Linked DNA regions of Mus musculus: region 1 is linked to region 2. A link is a loop called in an ENCODE intact Hi-C map of the cell type or tissue named here. Cell type or tissue: left cerebral cortex. All regions are shown on one strand. Region 1 overlaps Mbnl3 (muscleblind like splicing factor 3). Region 2 holds the start of Mbnl3 (muscleblind like splicing factor 3).

Evidence for each region. Hi-C counts contacts between places; a loop is a spot of excess contacts. Peaks named below come from ENCODE experiments on the same cell type or tissue, not always from the same donor. Only the 100,000 strongest peaks of a DNase experiment are listed, where the experiment ranks them.
Region 1: it touches region 2 in a loop (6-fold over the local background); 1 of 42 quality-filtered maps calls a loop at or near these places.

What each region holds. Positions count from the first base shown.
Region 1 is chrX:51,150,985-51,154,984 of GRCm38, forward strand. The region is part of intron 2 of Mbnl3 (muscleblind like splicing factor 3); the gene reads right to left. Among named protein-coding and RNA genes, the nearest start is that of Mbnl3, 53 kb to the right of the region's middle. In left cerebral cortex, no CTCF peak of the experiment used is centred here; no DNase peak of the experiment used is centred here.
Region 2 is chrX:51,203,886-51,207,885 of GRCm38, forward strand. It overlaps Mbnl3 (muscleblind like splicing factor 3), which reads right to left and starts at 2,105. Exons shown (of 8, transcript NM_134163.5): 1 at 1,889-2,105. In left cerebral cortex, a CTCF peak has its summit at 2,020; a DNase peak (open chromatin) is centred at 979; H3K4me3 peaks cover 1,784 bases.

The DNA of each region.
Region 1 (4,000 bases), 53 kb before region 2:
AATATAAAAGGAAGGAAGTGCCCAGGCTGACAGAGATAACAAAGGTGTGGACTTCAACCTAGGTGCTTTATCCTAGCTACAGGTCACATTTTAAAGACCAAGGCACCTTACTGCCTTCAAATACTTTGTCCACACATTTGCTGCTTATAAAATTTTGTATCTGTATTTGGCATGTTTCACAATACTGACAATAGAGCTTTGGGGGTACAGAAACTCACTACCCTTTCTAAAGCAATTATAACAGACACATGTCTATGACCATTTTACTTCATTTCACTTTCACATATTTATTCAGCAATATGCTAATCGCCTATACAATATTCCACGAGAAGTTTCTATATGATCCACAAAATAAAATTTCTATGATCAAAGAATTTTAAGAGATGTCAGGTTATATATAAAACCCTGGGAAGAACAAGGCACAGTTGTAAAGATTCTGCAGCGCTGAAGAATTATTTTGAATTGTTACATTTCTTTCTCTAAACTAAAGCCTTTCAAATATTCATGTTTATCAGAATCACTAGTAGGGTTTCTTGAAAACAGAAGAGCAAGCCTACTCTTTGATTGTCTTCTTCAGCAGGTGTAGGACAGAGCAAGAGAACTTACATCAAGTGCTCAGATAAAGATAGTCTGCCACCATACTCTTGTGCACCGCTGCTCTCAGGGAATACTGTTCTATTTATCAAACGGATTTAGCTCTTTACCACGCATCTTTTCCTGTTGCTGATAATTCTATTTCTAAAAGGCCACAGTGAAGAGTTGCCCATTTTTCCTCCATGACTCTGACATCAGTAATGGTGCTAGCAGTGATGTACACAAAAGCCAACGTAGATCACTAAAGCGAAAGATGAGGCTTTTCAAAGTTACTAGGAAATGAATTCATTTTCTGATTACAAAAATAGGGCTATTAGTTATAATGGCAAGTAAGTACATGAGAGCTCTGGTTCCATGGTGAGCATATTTGCTCTCCAACCTTTGCCAGAGTGTTTTTCTGAGTGTTTGCTAAGGACTCAAATGGAATTGAAAAAAAAAAAAACCTCCCCCCAGTTTGCCTTAAATTCATACCTTCACTGGCTGCAGAAGCCCTAGTCATTTGAAAACATTACTCCTCCTCTTCATCCCTCATATCTGGAAAATATGAGGTAAAAGCATTTTCTTGCTTTTACCTCAAAACAAACAACCCAGTGCTGACTACAGTGTCTCAATATGGATAATCTAAAGCTGAAGATCAGCAGATTCCTAACTTTCAAAGCAAGCGCTGGACACAAAGTTCATCTGTAACCTTGGTGGCATAAAGATCCTGAGAGCTCCTGGCTGGCCAGTCTAGCTGCAACTGCTAACTTCTGGCTCAAGAAAAGACCCTGTCTCCAGGCGATAAGGCAGAGAGAGCTAGAGAAAGACATCCAAAGTCCTCCTCCGGTCTCTGCATGTGCATACATGGGCTTATTTATATGCATGCAATGCGCACACACACACACACGCACCATCCCCTCTCCTACATAGTGCTGGTAAAGCCCTAAGAGCCTTAAATATGCTATGGCTGTTGTATATTCTCAGTCACCCTCTTTCACATAATGAAGAAAATACCAACACCCATTCAACAAGTTGCACGTATTTTTCTTTTGCCAAGTTGCACTGACTGCATTTCTTCTTCACTTTTCCTTTAGACTGAAAAATACGTGTACTGAATGTATGCAACACATTATGATGTGACTTGTGTATAAATGAGATAGATCGTATCACTGGATACCGCTTTTTAAATTGAGATCTCTAGTTCTCAATCCTGGAATGTTCCCAGAATGGTAGCATGTCTAAACGAAGTCGTCTAGGAACTTAACAAACTGTAAAAAAAAGGGCAACTGAGACACGGAATGAGACTCTCCCTATGCTGACCTGCTCTGTTTCCACTCAAACATGCGTCTACAGATTTTGAAAAGGACCAAGAAGAAAGGTATTTTTTCAATAGGATCATTACATTAGTCCTGAAGAGTAAACTTGATGCAGTAGGGATGACAGGATGTTCTTTTAAAATTGGATAAGTATATCAAATATCCAAAATCTAGAGTAAAGTTCATGACTGGGCCCCAAATGTAAGAGCTTTCAGGTAACCGTAAAGAAGTAGGAAAACATATTGAATTGCCTTGCTTTCTCCCTGATCAAGGAAACCACTCAATACTACACTTATCATGGAAGGTCAGCCTCATCTCTCTCCAAGTTACAGAGCCTAAGGAGAGGTAGAGCGAACACTAGGACTTGAAGCCCATTGGGGACTTGGGACTATAGCAGAGATAGCAAAGGTGACCAGGATGACTTTGGATAGCTGAGAAGGAGGAAGAACGAGTTTTATGGGGACACTTGGGATTTCCCTGACCTACCTCTCAAAACACGGAATAGATGTCACATGCCATCAAAACAAGGCAAAAAAAAAATGAAGAAAAGAGCCTTGATTCTTTTGACAGGTCAGTTGTCCATTAGCACATTCAAATCACAGTTATGGAAGTCATTGTCAAAGCTGACTTTAGCTGAATGCTACTAAATACTTCAAATACTTCACTTATTTTCTTTTTTGTCAAAACATTTAAAAAAAAATTCCAGGAACTTGACTTTGTCTGTCTGTCTGTCTTCCTGCCTGTTCTTCTGTTGTTATTTGTATGTTTTGTGATGGGGTCTCACGTAGCCCAGGCTGGACAGGAAGACTCTGAGATTTTGATGCTTCTATCTCCAACCACCAAATTCAGGGACCACGGACCCTAGCCACCATGCTCATCTTATCTTTCCTGTTTTTGAAAGAAAGCAGAGTCAGCGGCCTAAACTGGCTCATATCTGGGTTACTGAGGATTTCACAGGGCTCAGAATATTCTCCTTTGAATACCGGACATTGCTATCCAGGAACGGTCATAAACACGGGGAGAGTGCAAGAGAGTTTACTGACTTAAAAAATTCAAAGCTATAATTCATATGCCTGCCTAGATACCCTCCATAAAATTATATTTTCAGACTATACTCAGTATTTTTCTATTTGTTTTCAAAGGAGAGTCTTTCTACTAAATTGTAGTTATTAAGAATTTTTTAAGTGTTTACATGGCTTCCCTGCATTACAAATTTTCATTGCCTTTATGGTCAGACTCCAAGAAATAAGAATGATCTCATTATCACTAATCTTAATTCTAATAACACCTTGATTGGCGATCTACCTTGTGCTAAACATTTTAATACAAAGTTATGTTTAAATTTTGCTAGATTATCACACAAGTTTTTTAAAAAATAATAGTTAATGGTAGCCAGACAGAAAAACACCGAAGGTACCAATATAAGGTAAAAGTACACAAAATTCAACATTTATAGAATATCCAACAACATTTGAATAAAGAACAGGTCTATGATTCTGAGGAACAGAATTCCATTCACACAAATCTGTACTTTATTAGCCTTCAAATCTAGGCTAAATGCCATTGAGTAAAGAAAGTTGGTGATAATTTTATAAAAATTTCATCCATAAGATGTTTGTTTCACTGAACAAGTGCTTTTAGTTTAAAGGCACTATTATGCTCTAGTCACAAAAAGTTATAATAGTAAAATAGCATCTATCACAAAACAAATAAAATAACAGAGAATGGGAGATCCTTATTAAAGCTTCATTTAAACTTTGTTTTTGAGATGGGCTATCAGTAGGTACCTTAGGCTGGCCTCAAACTCGTGCTCCTTCTTTCTCAAGCTCTCAGTGCTAGGACTGCAGGTGTGTGCCGCTACAGCCAGTCTAAAATATGTGGTGTGTGTGTGTGTGTGTGTGTGTGTGTGTGTGTGGTACATGTGTGCACAGGTTTGGAGGGATGCACACATGCATGCAAGTATGTAGAGGGCAGAAGTTGATGCTAAGCGTCCTTCTGTATCATGTGTTTTGTTTTGTTGGTTTTTTTTTGAAAGGATCCTCAGTGAATTTGGAATCCACTAGAGATCACCCATTCTCCACCTGTAGTCCTGGCATTACAAGCATGCACAC
Region 2 (4,000 bases):
ACCAATCATTTCAAAATTAAATCTTGCAGCAGCTTTATTTTAATTGATGTTTTCCCAGGAACTTTACCTACACGTATGGAAAGGCTGTGGGGGTCAGAGGCCAGTTTAGAAAGAGCAATTAAGAACATCTAGACGAAAAGAACTCCCTAAAACCATTGGAACAAAATATTCACATCTATGTGTGTGTTGTGTGTGCTTACTTATCAATAAACAGTGTCACATAATCTACGTGTGCCGAAACCAACAGCACAACTAATGGCCTACGGTTAAACTTCAGTAGAACCCGTGTTTTAATGTCATTTTCTTATCACAGAAGCTTTTTTTTCCTAGTGCTAAAAACTACAGCTGCCTTTACAATCCTTCCCTATAATGTAGAGCCATCATGCCATTCAGCTCCAGGTGGTAAAAGCAAGCTGCCCAAATGTATTCACACAGGGAGGGAAGAGATGCAATGCAGTTCTGCGGCCCTGCTAAGGCATCCCATGGAAATGGGAAAGTTAGTTAGAGAAAGCGTTTGCTAATGACAAGCCATGCAGGAAGTTCCTTTATGTTAAAAAAAAAAAAAGGAAAGGTGGGGGTGAGAGGAAGGAAAGAGTAAACGAGGAAAATCAAAGGAAAAAAGAAAAGAAAACAAACAGGGAAAAAAATAAACCCACGCAACAAGTTGCAGTCAGTGTTAAATTGCCTTGTTTGCGCGGGAGTAGAAAAAAAGTTTTAAAAGCAGCGCATTTCATCGGTGTCCTAGCAAGGCAGCCAGTTTCCTAAACCCAAACTCATCCGCAGCCTTACCTTCCGTCGCTAGCTCAAACCCAGAGGCTAAGGGGCCCCTGTTCTCAGTGGCAGCAGTAGGGGCAGAGGCAGCAACAGCCGCACATGCCATCTGTTAGCGGGAGAAGCAAAAAAAAAAAAAAAAAAAAAAAGCAGCGCTGCGCTGCGCTAGGTGGCCCCGGTGCCGGGCGAGCCTTTAGCAGGGGTGTATAGTGGATGCCGCCATTTTAAAGCGAGGTTCCTGAAATCCTTAGATATAGGCAAATTAAAGCTCGCCCCACCTCCAGAACTTCAGGGCTGGGACGTGCTACCGGGCCCCGAGTCAGCGGCAGCGGGGTGTACGGTGTCAAGTCCAGCAACACGCGCTGCGAACTCCGGGGACCAAGACCACGAGCCCAGAGGTGCCATCCACCTCCGCCCCCACCCCACCCCCGTCCCCAGGCCCCCACGCTTTTGCCTCAGGCCTAAGGAGACCCTAGTTTGTGGGGTGCCCTCGGTAATGGGGGAGTCCCCCCAACTCGGCCGGCTTGCTAGGGGAGGGGCCCGGGAGCACGCCCTCCCCACCCCCCGCGGTCGCCACCGCTTGGTTCAGTCCACTCGGAGCACACCTCCGAGCGCCCCAGCTCCCCAAGCCGCCGCGGCGCGCGCGGGCGGGCGGGCCGGCGAGCGGGCAAGCGGGAGGGCCGGCCGGGGCAGGCACGGGGCTCCTGCCGCCGAGGCTCGTGGTTGCTGTGGCAACCGGCCCTCATCCCACCCCCACCTCATCTCCCCCAAACTGGGGCCCCTAGTTAAAGGCGTGCCCTAAGTTCTCCCCGGCACCCCTCCACCGTGCACCCCCACAACACACACACAAAAGTCCCGCATCCCTCCCCCCCGCGCTCCCCCGGGCTGACCCCGCTGGCTCTCACTTTAGCGCTCGGCCATTCGGGAGAGACAATTCGGATTTTAGGCGCCCGCAAGGCAACTCACGCCAAACTCCTGGAGTCGCCGGCAATCGCCGCCCTCAGCCGCCCCGGACCGGCCCCGCCCCGCCTGGCCAGGTAGCGCCACTCACCCCGCCTAGCCGTCGCCCCTCGCCGCCACTGCCACGGCCACCGCCCCCGCCACCGTCCAGCCTCACCTCTCCGAGTGAGCGACTCCAGCGGCGTCTCGCTGCGAGGACGCCACGCGCAGGAACTCCCCCGTGCGGCGCTCGCTGCCCCGATTCCCGCGCCCCGGCCCGGGACCGTCTTCCGCCTCCTTGCGGCTCGCTCGCAAAGAGCGCCAAAAAGTCGCGCTCCTGCTCGCGCTCCGACTGGGGGCACTTTCTTCCTGTAGGACGCACTTGCGTCGTGAAATCTCGTCTTTGTGAGAGTCGTACCTTCGCGCTTGCTTTTCCCGAGACTGCTGGCGTGGGCTTTATTCTCAGGGGGTGTGGCGCCTCCCCCCACCCCACCCCCAAGCCCCCAGCTTGCACAAGCCCTCGCCGAGAGTGGCTTTTGTCATTGCGTTATTAAGTATGTGTGTGGGAGGGGGGATGGGGGCAAATCATAACGTTCAGGATGTTCAGAAGCAAAGCCGGCGGGAAGCATGCACACGCCACCCGGGTCGGGAGCGCGAGCCGGCTCTAAAGTTTCTAGAGCTTCAGTGACTACAGTGCCAACTAGACAGGCAATTGTAATGCGAAGCTATAGGTTTCTAGACACTCCCGAGACAGGTGAGGTGTACTAGAAAAATTCCAAAATGACTTTGATCAATACGTATTTCAACTCGTGGAGGGTGAAATACTTACCGTTTGCCTTCCGGGGTCTCCTCCCTTCCATAAAACGCCAGATCTTTTATTTCGCTCCAAAAACTTGAGAGAAGAGAACTGTTGATCAGAGGAAATGCTTCCCCTACTGCAAGGGAGTTTACCGGGTAGGAGGAGCCCTGAGGTAGGGTTCCAGATACTTCTGAATGGAAAATGGACAAAGCAAAGGCGGTTTTATACTTGGGTTTTAAAGTGTGCATCTGGACATCTAAATTACAAGTTTCAATTTAATGCGAGCGTAATAAGAGCACCAGCTGTCTCTTAATTGGAGCCCCACAATAATAAATGCGTGCTTTTATTTAATTTTATGAGGACAATTGTAGATGATAACACACACACATGCAGGATCGTCAACGAGGATCTCGTAGCAATTCATGGCTGCTTTCCTGCATGCAATCAACTGCTTCAGTCTAGAACTCAGCTCTATAAGCTCCGCACAAAGTGCAGAAGCATTGCAGGGCATATTTAAGTGGCAGTTAGGTTGTGGAGTGAAGTGAATTCTCGGGCTAATTATACTTTTTAATTCTGCCCAACTGATCCAAATAGAATTCAGCTCATTTTAGGCAAGAAATCAATCTCTGTGTGTTAAATGCAAAATAATCAGAGTACGACAGCAATGGTTAGAAGACTGGGCACAAACTGCCCCTCACATCATTAAAATCTGCAATGGCATTTGGCAAGAACTGGGAAAGTCACCAGGACAATGTACAGGGATCATGTCAAACACTTGAGAGTTATGGCCAGGATCCTAACAAGTCAAAATAAGGACTTCCTGGTTACCTCATGAACTCCTAACTACTTCTCCCACGCCTTCTTTCATACTTGCCAAAGTCCCTGCACTACTGTAAAAAAAAAAAAGTCAAACTTGTCTGGCATATAGGAAGTGGTTTTGCCAGTCCACGAGCCACCACCAAACTAAAGAGGTGTTGGTTACTTCGAGAGACTGGAAGACAGGCAAGGCAGTATAACTTTATGCCCAGTGACCCAACAAATGAGGAGCTGTCATGTCAGTGACTCAACAAAAGGAGTCTTTATACTAAACTTGGGCAACACGGGTCCCTCACCTCTGTCCACCACTGCAATCCAAGACTCCTGCGGGACCCACAGGTTTTCCTAATAACCACCCACACAGACAGGCCCACTTTCACTGTTGTGGAGTTGCTAGAACAATTATTTCCTTAGGAATGTGCGGTACACTTCAAGGAATGTTACCCATCTAGGGGACAGCATGGTTTCAACATTGTCTCTTGCTTGAAAGGGCTGGCCAGTGAAAACTGCAAAGGAGATTTTACTGTTTTCTGGAGAGAAGAGTAACCTTATAAACAAATTCTAGCCAGTCAATAGTCTCTTTGGCTCTTCTCAGACATGGTTAGAGGAACATCGCCAAAGAAAAATAGGGCCGTGTCCTCACAATACTCTAGAAGGTCTCTTACCATAAATGTT